Regions from separate parts of the Homo sapiens genome. Here region 1 is linked to region 2. Evidence: chromatin contacts called from ENCODE Hi-C or POLR2A ChIA-PET data. All regions are on one chromosome and are shown on one strand. Each heading gives the region's core, a stretch centred on a gene start or an enhancer-like site at or near the end of the contact. The rest is flanking DNA. Distances are from core to core; before and after follow the strand shown.

Region 1 (3,577 bases), core at 137-2,636, 38 kb before region 2:
CTGTTATATCTCTTATATCATATTACATACTGTTATGACAAATAATATAGCATAATAGTTAAGAGGACACACCCAGGAGCTAGACTCCCTGCATTTAACCCCAGCTTAACCATTTAACTACTTTGGATAGGTTATTTAACCTTTGTATGCCTCAGTTTCCTCATCTGTAAAGTAGGGATAATAATAGTCTACCTCTTAGAGTTGTGAAATGAAAATGAGCTAATACATTTAAATAGAGATGATTACAATCCATTTAAATTATTTTCCAAATCTACAAGTTCCTACATCTGGATGAGAGTAAGGCTTTCGGAATACTTTTATTGGCCTTAGGATCACATGATTTTGAAGTTATTAATTTATCCTTAAAGAATGGATTATTTGGAGAGTCACAGAAGTAGCCCCAAATCTTCTATAACTCCAACATGTGTTCTGACACATAACTGAAGAATTTTGAGGAATAAGGTTTAAAGGAGATTGCTGAAGTAGGGGGAAAGAAATGAGTAGAAAGGAAAGGAACAAGAACTAAATGTTTCAAATTGTGTTTGGAACCTGTTAAGCATCTGATCAAGTCAAGTCCCTGCAGCTTCTCTGTCAAGCAAGCAGGCTTTCATTTTTATGCCTAAATAACCCATCCCATTTATGCTTCTTTGCCAGTGCTTCCAACAGTCCTAGTTTCAGAGATCTTTACTATTTTTTCCCACCTTCTTCCTTTGAGTAAATAGCAGCCCTTTTTCTCCAATTTTTCACAGCGTTGCTTCTGGCTATTTGCTGGATCCTTTCTCTCGAGCAGAATTTTTTAATCTTGTGAAACCACTTTATCTGCTGGAGGGTATCCAGCAACTTTCTGTCCACTCTCCACCACCAGTCAGTATTTTTGCCATTCTCCTTTTAGGTAAAATCCTAAGTCTGTTTTGTTTTCCTCTCTCTCTGGGGCTCGATTGCCTAATATGGTAAGGTATTTCCCAGACAAGATTGCGCTGTGGAGTTAGAACAACAGTTTGTCTAAGTTTAAAGACATGGTAGGTGAGCTATCTAATAGTTATTTATGTAGTAAAGTAATATTTTTTTTTGCAGTATATTACATAACAACCAAAATCTATTTTTTAAGCAAGCCTCTGTTGCTTTTAACAGACTTAAAGAGATAATAAAATATAGATTTTTCTCCTCTTAACCTGTTTAGGCAGATTTTTTTTTTTAAAAGGGAAAGATAGCTCGTCCCCAGAATGAAAGGGTTTTGAAAAGTCTGAGAAATTTGATAACATGATAATGTTCATAAGGATATAAAAGTAAGGGTAAACTTGATAAGCAATGGCTGTTATAAACAGTCCTGTGGTAGCCAGCCTCTGGGAATTGGCAGGCATTCCACGTGTAGAAAAGCAAGCTGTCCTGGATTTCTGCAATTGATGACGATGCGCAGTCCCAGGGAAAAAGATAGAGACTGAGAAATGGCAGCCAACCAACTCTGTATGTGGGAAGCTGCCTGTTATCCAGCATGCACTGAGGAATCTTCTCTAGTGGTTGACTCCACATTGGCCTCGAAGGATCTTTCCTCTCACTGTACATTTGCTCTTGCTTTGCAACTATAGTTTCTTAAAATACTGCAGATGCTGTGATTTTCTATATATGGGTTGTGTCTTGCTGTAGCCCAAGCTGTATAAACCATCTTAAGAACAAAGTTTCTTTTGGCATCTTCCTTTTATGGACTCTATTAATTTTAGGTCGTGCTGTTGCCCAGGAAATCTCAGTAATCAAAGCTCACATGTATTCCTTTGAGACCCTGTAATTTTTGGACCTAGTGTCCCATTACATCAGTGAATTCTGCTTTAATCATAAATCTTTTTTAAGATAGAATAAATTGATCTTTGAGGTATCTGTTTGGACTTCTCTCATGCATCTCATCCAAAGATGTGAAAGGTTTATCCAGCTACTAAGGATAGTATAGTTAACTTCTTGACCTTTTCTTTTTTTGATTTCTTCTTCTGCCTCCAATTGCTTTCAAGATATTAGTTTGTGTTAGTGACTTGTGACCTTATGTCTTTTTATTATAGGAACAGAGATGAGCTTAAAACTCTGCTGGAGCTTTTTAAAAAAAATGTTTATAAAAGATAGTAAATTTCATTAAAGAAAATTCATGAAGTATAGAAAAATATAAAGTGGTAGCTCTCAAAAGCAGCAGGAGAATTGCTAAAGGAGTTTGTAAAAATTCATAGGGCTACTTTCAGGGAATACAGCGATGGGGGATGTTCTGCATGCATTAAGTGGAAAGGGTGAGAGATGCTAGATATCCTAAAATGCCCCATATCAAACAAGTATCCTGAAGCTTGCTTGACTTTTGACTGTCTCCCTTGACAGTCATAGATGAAAACCTATCAGTTATCTGAGTCTAAAACCAAACTTGATTTTATGTTTAAGCTCATTTTTGAGGGGCAGTGGGGAGGAAGACAGTTCTAAAAATTCAACCACCATGTAAATGAGGAGAAACTGCTCTTAGTTTTATTTATCCCTGACAGCAATGCCACTTACATAATGCGTACATCATGCTACACGTTCTGTAGATCTGCATTTAACCTCTGCCTTCATGGTAACTATATGATGCATCCAAATCTCTGACTGCTTCTTTATGCCTTCTACTTTACTGGCCCAAGCATTAACACATTAAAATACATATTTTATTATAAAGTGCTTTGCTCTTTATTTCTTCTTCATATTCTGTTATTTTTAAAATGATTTTAGTTTTATATCAGTGATTTTTATTTCAGGATAGTAAGGGGGTGTTAAAAATATTTGTTATGAAAAGGGATTGTTTCAGCTATGAAAGCTAAGAAAAAATTGTCCATAACCATCCATAACTATACTTTTCAGAAGAAATTATTAACATTCTAGTGAATTTCCTGCTGGTATTTTTCCAAAGTTTTTCTTTTTAAAAAACGTATTCAAAACCAACTAATGACATTCTTTAGAAAAGGATCATTGTCAACTTGAGCATTCCTGGGACACCATCATTACTATGATGACAATTTTATAAGGTTGTCTTCAAAGCACTTGGGTTCAACTCTTTTATCAAAGTAGTCCTATGATGGCGTTGATCATAGACAGCCCCAGGAATAATTGTTTCTCTTTCAGTTGGAGTCTAAGAGTTACCTCGGTTACAGAAGTATTCATTTCTCCTGTTGATAGCATGGCTGGAGAGCCTTAACCATGGCTTAGGCTTAGCTAATGTTAGAGTTCTAGCCCCATGATTGAGGTAGAAAGCTTGATGTGGGATTTGAAGTCCTTTTTCAGCAAATGGAATGTTTATAGATTTGCCCCAGCAGGAATGTTGAGCTTAAGGCACTAACAGACGTTACCTTTAGAAGTGTTATTTTGGTAGAATCTCAAAGGTAGGATAGTAGGACTACCTATCCCAAGCTGTAAAGCTTCCTGTATAAAGCTTGTAAAAATGTAAAGATGAATGGCCACCACCTCCCAATTTTAACTTTTCTCCATACTGTCTCAGTCTTCAGTAAAGCAAGTTCAAGGATCAGATAGCAGCCATTTAGTGACATGAATCTCTTCGTAGAGAAACCATAGTTTTGTA
Region 2 (3,185 bases), core at 372-2,871:
TATAATAAAGAGAATGTTGATTTTCATATACCACTCATGTTCCATTATGTTGCTTATGTCTTTAATGTCAGAGAAAGATATGCAAGACTCATTTGGTGGCTGCTGACACTAAGGACTGGTTATAAAATGAAGATTTCATCTCTTAAGATCTCCCTAGCCTAGTTCATTTCCTCTCATGTCCAACTAATTAGGGTACTCTTTAAAAACTGGTTTTGAGTGTATTTTAACAACTGGTTTTGTGATGGTGTTGTGCTCATATGTCTTTTGATGCCTGGTTGTAACTGGCTGGTCCTCAGCCACCCTGAAAGGTGGGTATTGCTATCCCTATTTTACATATGAGGAAACTGAGATACATAGAAGAGAAATGGCTTGCCTAGCATTGCTCAACTAGTAAGCAGCAGAGCCTTGATTAAAGCACCAAGCTCTCTGACTCTAAAACCCCATATTCCCAGCAACATTGGAGTACATCTCAAATATATTTGAAGGTCAAGTTTAAGAACATGCTAAAGGGCAAAGATGACAGTTAAAAGCTTAAGTAGCTGTGGGAGTCCAAAATTTATCCTTGATGGAGACACAGGAAACTGAAATTGCAGAAAGGAGGAAAGCTGTATTTATAGGCCAAGGGAGGGAATTGGCAGGCCATAACTGAATCTCCTGTGCCTGGTTCTCAAATCCCAGTCATACTCTCTGGGACCATGGAGCCCACAGAACCTGAGACCTTATGGGCTTCAGGGTCTTTGTATTTCTCTAGAAAAGTGGAAATGCTTGAGTCTTTACAGTAAAGATACTGGGAAGTTTCTGTGTGCATTTCAGAGTTAAAGTCAGGACAGCTCTCTTACTGTCCTCTTCCAAACTTCTTTAACTTGTTTGTATACATACATACAGTTTCTTCTAGAGATGGCACAGAGTTACAGAGGGACAGCACCTGATCCAACATTCTTCAAAACGGAGGATTGAAATTTCAGCCAGCATTTAGAAGTTTGATTCTTTTTTTTGAGTGTTGTTAACAGGGCTAAATAGTAAATGCCCCCATATAAGGAAAATATCCTCAGAGAGTATTTTTAAAATAATAGCTATTCACATGGAGAGAATATTTTGGACACTGTACCCTTTGTCAAATGTTCAAGCAGTAGTAAAGGCAAACTATAAACTGTAAGTCAAACAAGTTATTATTTTTAACTTGAGAAAACAAAAGGCAGGATGATTTTTCAGTGACTAGAAAACAAACTTTTATTATATATGTTTACTTTTAAACTCGTAACAGCAGCTGATGATATACTCCCTAATGAAAAATCACTCATATATAGAAGATAGTGCATGTCCTCACCAGCCAAGAAGATTTTTGTTTACCTTCTCTAGTTTGTATTTTGAAAATAATAAATATTTTTAATTCTCTGAACACAAAATTATGCTATTAAACATGGTTTTTAAAAATATACATCCCAGCTGGGCGCAGTGGCTCACACCTGTAATCCCAGCACTTTGGGAGGCTGAAGCCTCGTGGACCACGAGGTCAGGAGTTCGAGACCAGCCTGGCCAACATTGTGAAACCCCATCTCTACTAAAATTACAAAAACTTAGCTCGGCATGGTGGCGGGCACCTGTTAAGCTTTTCGGGAGGCTGAAGCAGGAGAATCGATTGAACCCGGAAGGCGGGGGTTGCAGTGAGCCAAGATTGCACCATTGCACTCCAGCCTGGGCAACAAGAGCGAAACTCCGTCTATAAATAAACAAAGAAACAAACACATCCCTCTTCCTCACTAGAGAAAATTTCATCCATCCTTTTGGCATGCCCTCACTCGCTCCTACCGACAGTAAGAATGACTGTTATAAGTGGTATGCTCCTAATATTGCTATTTTGGTCTCTGTTGATCCTAAATAATGAAGTAATTTTTTTTACTGCTACTTTTGGCTTTCATATGAAGTTTCCATTAGTTCAGTATCTTTTTTGTGTCTAAAAGTTGAGAAGTTCCCTTAGTAACAGCTCTGATCATCTCTGATTTGTTACTCAGGAAAAGCGGAAAAACTTTCAGATTCACTTGCATTTCTAATGGGAACCACACCAGGTAGATATTGATGAGAATTTGAAAGCTCAGTCTCTTTTCTCATACCACGAAACAACCCTAATATAAGATGCTGGGTTCATACAATTAGTAGTAAAACTTTCTTTTGACAGTAATTTTCCAACATTAAAAAAAATTATTTTTCTTCTGAGTCTTCGTAGTTAAAGAAAAAATTCTAAACTACAAATACATTAGACACTTCTAGCTCTTGATTTTTAATTACTATGTATATTATTGGGTCTAACATTTATAAATTCTATAAATTAGGAACTACTCAATTTAGATGGTTTAGCATTTTTAAATTATCCTAAAAGTAAGAGCCAGGTAATCTTTGGTCAGTATTCTCAAATTTTTCTTATTTGCTAATTTAAAAATTTTTCAATGCAGGGTATATTTAAAGGAAACAAATACTAGAGTATGTCCAAATTGTAGTGCTTATCTGATATTTATTATATTGAATAAATCTTGAAGTAAGTGGGTCATTAGCTGAACCCTGGGAATCTTTTAATTAGGCACATTTTCATTGAATTGGTATTTGTTATAATAGGATTTGACCTGTATTTATAAAGCAAGATCAGTAGCATTTTCCCATTTAGTCTGGATTGCTATTCCTTCAGTTCTAACATGTCAATTTAAAAAAATGACAAAAACAAAAAAATACAAAGATGTTACATAATATTTTTCAGTCAGCCATTAATGTGCATAAAGGGAACATTTAATCAATTAGCTTTGTTTTATAACCAGTCCTACAAACTAATTAGGGTACATTTGATAAATAATTGGATGATAAAGGATTGTTGCCTTCATGAGAGCTTGTCTACATAGCAACTTTGGTTAGCAGGCCAGAGGCATTCTGCCTCTTTGCCTTCCAGACTGTCAGTGTTGACAATTATTTTTTGCATGTGCTTTGTGCCTTCCTCTGACAAGTACCAAACAGTTATTTAGCATATTATCGTATCCTCTATACATCCAACACTACATCTGATGCACTACCAATCTGGAATCCATTTTTACTCCACTTTATAATCCGTTGTCATGGAATGAGAAACACTTGGATGAACAATGCTAATTAAGAGTGCAATCTGTTAACCATTTTTTCCGCCTAATTAAAAGCAGGAGTGT

The links. Hi-C counts contacts between places; a loop is a spot of excess contacts on that map. ChIA-PET counts read pairs that join two places held with the same protein, here RNA polymerase II (POLR2A). Pooled maps may share reads with other maps.
Region 1: a map of tibial artery shows a loop between it and region 2 (5-fold over the local background). The contact joins two enhancer-like sites. A Hi-C loop is called at or near these places in 7 of 168 maps with a recorded cell type or tissue (B cell, PC-3, aorta and 3 more), 6 of 37 single-sample maps with no recorded cell type and 16 of 50 pooled maps. POLR2A ChIA-PET finds 5 or more read pairs at or near these places in 5 of 52 experiments (H1, activated B cell, activated CD4-positive, alpha-beta T cell and 2 more).

Annotation. Positions count from the first base shown.
Region 1 is chr1:202,504,670-202,508,246 of GRCh38, forward strand. The region is part of intron 18 of PPP1R12B (protein phosphatase 1 regulatory subunit 12B); the gene reads left to right. Among named protein-coding and RNA genes, the nearest start is that of PPP1R12B, 160 kb to the left of the region's middle. Within about 2 kb of position 1,387, at least 19 of the 41 ENCODE cell types and tissues checked have a DNase peak (open chromatin) inside an H3K27ac peak, as active enhancers do; they include ascending aorta, where a contact is called at or near this core.
Region 2 is chr1:202,542,015-202,545,199 of GRCh38, forward strand. The region is part of intron 18 of PPP1R12B (protein phosphatase 1 regulatory subunit 12B); the gene reads left to right. Among named protein-coding and RNA genes, the nearest start is that of SYT2, 170 kb to the right of the region's middle. Within about 2 kb of position 1,622, at least 5 of the 41 ENCODE cell types and tissues checked have a DNase peak (open chromatin) inside an H3K27ac peak, as active enhancers do; they include ascending aorta, where a contact is called at or near this core.